2 separate regions of the Homo sapiens genome follow, and region 2 is linked to region 1. A link is a loop called in an ENCODE intact Hi-C map of the cell type or tissue named here. Cell type or tissue: thyroid gland. All regions are shown on one strand. Links, peaks and the distances in the headings refer to the core of each region. The heading gives the core; the rest is flanking DNA.

Evidence for each region. Hi-C counts contacts between places; a loop is a spot of excess contacts. Peaks named below come from ENCODE experiments on the same cell type or tissue, not always from the same donor. Only the 100,000 strongest peaks of a DNase experiment are listed, where the experiment ranks them.
Region 2: a loop joins it to region 1, with 4 times the contacts of the local background. A loop is called at or near these places in 39 of 110 quality-filtered maps.

What each region holds. Positions count from the first base shown.
Region 1 is chr6:64,323,972-64,326,792 of GRCh38, reverse strand. The region is part of intron 29 of EYS (eyes shut homolog); the gene reads left to right. Among named protein-coding and RNA genes, the nearest start is that of SCAT8, 520 kb to the right of the region's middle. In thyroid gland, for the core only: no CTCF peak of the experiment used is centred there; no DNase peak of the experiment used is centred there.
Region 2 is chr6:64,010,915-64,013,735 of GRCh38, reverse strand. The region is part of intron 33 of EYS (eyes shut homolog); the gene reads left to right. All of the region lies in intron 3 of LOC107986608 (a long non-coding RNA gene), which reads right to left. Among named protein-coding and RNA genes, the nearest start is that of SCAT8, 210 kb to the right of the region's middle. RefSeq lists a silencer at 1,206-1,500. In thyroid gland, for the core only: a CTCF peak has its summit at 1,309 (motif pointing left); DNase peaks (open chromatin) are centred at 495 and 1,315; H3K27ac peaks cover 1,774 bases.

The DNA.
Region 1 (2,821 bases), core at 264-2,763:
TGGTTCCATTTGTGCTGTTGGGGGAAGGCTCCAGAATGCAGGAGGGCCATTCTCCTTCCAGGCTGAAACTCTCCTGGCAGTGCCAAGGACCCCAAGTCTCCCACATCCTGGAGCTGTAGTCCACAGGTAAAGGAGACAGAAAATCTGCCATCTCCAATCCCAGATGGGCCCCCAGAAATGGTACAGGACAATCAAAGACTGGAGAGACCAAAAAAGGTTCAGGAGAGTTTATCAAATTAAGGTGATAACTGGCTCAGCCAGACATTTGTCCAGAAAGTCTGAGCCCCAAACAAAAGGCTTTTCCTACTTTTAAACATCTTAAAGCAGCAACTATGTGAGATGGGAAGCAAGTTACAGAAGGAAGAAACAAAGGCAGCATTACAACATTTCTTACATCTTGAGAGAAACATGTCTTGCGACCTAAACTTATTGGTCTTGTGACCCTGCAGGCATGCTAGGGAGGTAAGCAGTTTATTACGCTGGGCCTGTAATAAACTTTGAGGAATGTGGAGTTGAGGAGTATAGATGAGGTCCACTGACCACAGAGAGAAGACAGGCTGTTAATATTCTCTTTTAACTTGAGTGTAAGTGGGGGAAGGGGGTCACACTTTGCAGAAACTTTAAGTTTTAAATTTCTATTACTACTACTATTAGGTTATAGTTTATTTCATTAATTCCTTCTTCATGATGACAATATGCCTAGGCAATGAGCTTTTTATGATGAATTTCCCAGGTGTTCCTTGTGCTTCTTGTATTTGGATGTCTAGGTCTCTAACAAGGCCAGGGAAGTTTTCCTTAATTATTCCCCCAAATATGTTTTCCAAACTTTTAGATTTCTCTTCTTCCTTAGGAATACCAATTATTCTTAGGTTTGTTCATTTAATATAATCCCAGACTTTTTGGAGACTTTTCATGTTTTCTTATTTTTTTCTTTGTCTTTTTTAGATTTAGTTCAAAAACCTTGTCTTCAAGCTCTGAATTTCTTTATTCTACTTGTTCAATTATATTGCTGAGACTTTCCAGAGAATTTTGCATTTTTGTAAGTGTGTCCAGTGTTTCCTGAAGGTTTGTTTTTCCTTTATGCTATCTATTTCCCTGAATATTTCTCCCTTCACTTCTTGTATTGTTTTTTGGATTTCCTTGCACTGGGCTTCACCTTTCTCTGGTGCCTCCCTGATTAGCTTAATAACTTACCTCCTGAATTCTTTTTCAGGTAAATCAGAGATTTCTTCTTAGGTTGGAACTATTTCTGGTGAACTAGTGAGACTTTTTGGGAGGTGTTAAAGAGCCTTGTTTTATCATATTACCAGAGTTGGTTATCTAGTTCCTTTTCATTTGGGTAGGCTCTGTCAGAGGAAAGGTCTAGGGCTAAAGGCTGTTGTTCCGATTCTTTTGTCCCACAGGGTGTTCCCTTGATGCAGTTCTCTCCCCCTTTTCCTATGAATGTGGCTTTCTGTGAGCCAAGATGCAATGATTGTTATCTCTCTTCTGGATCTAGCTACACAGCAAGCCTACCCGGCTCCAGGGGGTTGTCTGCACAGAGTCCTGTGATATTAACCATCTGTGGTCTCTCAGCTGTGGATACCAGCACAGTATTTGAGATATCTCCAGGGTCCTGCAGGAGCACTCCACTTCCTTCAGAGGGTCTGTGGGTCTTCTTGGGATTCCTGGTTTGTTCTTTTAGAATAGCTTTTTTCTAATGCTGTGAAGAATGACTTTGGTAGTTCGATAGGAATAACATCAAATCTTTAAGTTTCTTTGGGCAATTTCAGTGATATTAATTCCTCCAACCCATGAGCATGGAACATTTTTCCATTCATTTGTGTCATCTCTGATTTCTTTCGGCAGTGTTTTGTAGTTCTCTTTGTGTGGTCTTTCACCTATTTGGTTAGCTGTATTCCTAGGTATTTCATTTTCTTTGTGGTTACTGTAAACAAGATTACATTCTTGATTTGACTCTCAGCCTGGATGTTATTGATACATAGAAATATACCGATTTTTATACATTGATTTTGTATCCTGAAATCTTGCTAAAATTATGTATCAGGTCCAGTAGCCTTTTGGCAGAGTCTTTATGGTTTTCTAAATATACAGTCCCATCACATTGAAGAAAGATCGTTTGACTTATTTTCCTATTTTGGATGCATTTAATTTATTTCTGTTGCCTGATTACTGTGGCTGGAACTTCCAGTACTATTGAATGGGGTGATGTGAGGGGCATCCTTGTCTTTTTAAGTTCTCAAGGGGAAAGCTTTTGCCCATTCAGTATATTGTTGGCTATGGAATTGTCATAAATGGCTCATATTCTGAGGTATGTTTCTTCAATGCCTAGTTCGTTGAAGGTTTTTACCATGAAGGCATGTTGGCTTTTATGAGAAACTTTTTTATGCATCTGTCACAATGATTATTTGATTTTTGCTTTTAATTCTGTTTATGCAGTGAATCACATTTATTGATTTGCATATGTTGAACCAACTTTGCATCCCAAAAATAAAGCCTACCTCATCATGGTGAATTAACTTTTTGATCTGCTACTGGATTCAGTTTGTTAGTATTTTGTTAAGAATTCTTGCTTCTATGTTCATCAGGGATATTGGCCTGAAGTTTCCATTCTTTGTCGTGTCTTTGCCAGATTTTGGTATTAGGCTGATGCTGGTTTGCTAGAATGAGTTAGGGAGGAGTCCCAAAGGCTCTGAACAATCCCATGTCAAGTTTGTAGCTGGACTGACCATTAAGAGCTGTCAAAAGTTAGGGTGATGGGTTCAGGCTGTTATTGTCCCTTTTTGACCCATTGTTGAATGTAAACTTCCCCCAGAAAATG
Region 2 (2,821 bases), core at 243-2,742, 310 kb after region 1:
GCTACTAAGAAATGTTCAAGAAACTCAGTGGCATACTGGTTTTTAAGAATCATCTCTCAGGGAAAAAAAAAGGGTGGGGTGGTGATTTGTAGCATTTGCCACTTTCCCTGGAATAAATACTTTTACCATGGCCTATATTTCAAGCTAACAATATGAATTCACTGAATGTGGCATTTGGGAAAGATATGCAAAATTAGCTCTCACGAGCTAGTGCCAGGCTCCTCCAGCATCCCATTGACACTCATCATCAACATGTTCAGAGAGGTTAGAAATGGATGTCAGGTCAAAAAAAACAGGAAGCTTTCTGGATGCAAATTTATATTTGTGTAATTGTAATTGTCATTATATGAATGCTTTTACCGGCTAAAGAAAACAAGAGAATTCTGGGCATTTACACATTTAGAGGCGCTACCAGGAGACCATGAAATCTAGAGAATATGCTGCGAGTCCCATTGCACGTGAATTGGATAGCGTAGTCGGAAAGAAAATCACAGTTCTTGGAAAATCTCCAGTATCTCGTGATGGCTGGTTGTATGTTCCCTTGACGACTGCTCTGTTTAATCAAGGGAGTAAGTGAAGTTTCTGCTTCAGTGGTCCTCAGGAATCATCACAGATCCTTTTTTAATATCAGTACATCACAGGAAAATGGCTTGGTTTTCTCTGTAATTTATTATAAAGTGTATTTGGGCTGTTTTGTCAGAGAGAAGTCTAACTAATATAATCTAAAACTAGTGACCGCCACATGACTATCATCCAGAGGCAGGAAGTGCTCAGAAAAATCACTTATTAGAGGTCATGGAGCGCTTTTTATACAAAGCTCTTTGTACTGTCAGGCTGGCCAACTCTGTGACGATCTAAGCAAAAACAGGATGCTTTTTAAAAACAGTGTGTTTATATTGCTTTTGCTAGACAAAAGTCCTGACACTGTGGCTTTTATGCGTGATCCTTTTTTTATACTGTTTAACATTTATTTTGTGCTGAGTTGCACAGACAATGTCAAGAAATATGGCTGTGTTGATAGGGCTGTATGAAAACCATCCCACTTTTAGGAAACAGCATTTCCTTAAATTTGCTTACCCAGCCATGACAATCACACTGGATAAGTGAAGTGGTAAGGAAAGCTGTATGTCTCTGGACAGTTTCACCCATACTGCCTAATGTCTAATTTTTGAAATATATTTTCCATGTTTCCCTGTTACAAACAGGGAGGTAAAACAATAATGCTATCAATTAGATCTTAAGTTAGTCTTTGTAGGGATCAGATTCCTTTCAGTGCCTCCATCTCTGCCATGTACCTTTACTGCCATCTGCTGATACTGAGTCTCTGGGCTCTGAGTCTCCCATCCCAGCTATTCTCATGTAGAGCTGTCACTAGTCAGCTAAAACTTCTGGCTGAGCATGGAGATCATAGTTGCTAACAACTGAACTTACCCTCTTTCTATCTTAAATGTAGCCTAAGAAGATTCTTTTAAATAAAAGTTCTGAGTTAATGCTTAATTCATATGCTACTATTCACTTCAGAGCAATAGACTTACATTTATTCAGTATACATTAAGGCAAACTATTATTGGTCAGAAATTCAAGTTATTAATCTGGAAATAATTAAAATCTGGAAGATAGACATTTTTGCATTCATTTTTAACATTTAACTAAGAAAATGAAAGGAAAGAAAGGAAAGGAGGGGAGGGGGTGAGGGGACAAGAGGAGAGGAGAGGAGAGGAGAGGAGAGGAGAGGAGAGGAGAGGAAAAACTTATTAGCAATGTTAATGCATGCCCAAAATCTAAAATAAACAAGCCAGTGTTATTGTTGGGTAATTGCCAAGCCTAAAGACAAGAGAAAAGAACATTTATGTTTTGCACCTGTGAAAGCATTCAGTATCATCATCAATTTTGCAGTATTCCCTAGAAGCAGTTGGTGCTGTTCAGTTTTCTTACTGTTACATCATGGCTTCATGCTGCAATTATACATGAACTAGGTTTCACACACCTTCAGCCCAGCAATGAGATACTGCTTTAAAGCATTTAATTTCATTATGGTTTGATGCCAATAACTCATATAACCACCAGATTTGACAAATAAAACATAGGTACCTTAAAAAGAAAAAAAAATCCATACGTTCTATTTCTCTCTGGAAAAAAAAAAAACAAACTACTTTACTTATGTGCTTTTGAAATATACCACTGGAAAAAAAAATATGAGACAGATGCATTCAAATGCCTATAGCACAAAACAAACCTGAGATAGAAAAGCCAAAGAAATTAGTCCTTCCAAATTTAAAGACTGCAAAATCATGAAGGCACTTCCAAATGGCTTGGTTAACTTTTTTTTCATCCTACCTCTCACAAATTAAAGACAATTTTCTATGTACATGTCCCTTCAAAGGCAAGAACTTAGTTTGATCTTTCATTTTTGTGTTTTCTCATAATAAAAAAAGAAAATGGGGGATTTCGGGTCAAGATGACTCTGTAACTTCACACTTTTATGTGCTAGCAGTGATAGAAAAAATAAAGGAAGAAAACTGAAAACATGAAGGCAAGTTCAAAAACAAGACAAACATATCTTTAGACAAGAAATAGACAAATATGCAAAGCAGCAAAGAAGGTAAGAGTACATACTTGCTAAGATATAAATCTAGAAATAGAAAAGCTTATCTCCTGTAAGGTAAAAGGAACTAAAACTATTTGCTCAAAAAGATTTGTGAAAGATCTGATATAGATATAGGTTTATAAAGATAAATAAAATATATAAGGGAATATAAATATATTCATATATATATACTCAGAAAAAGAGAAAGGCTGCCATCTGGAATTCTGACTTTTA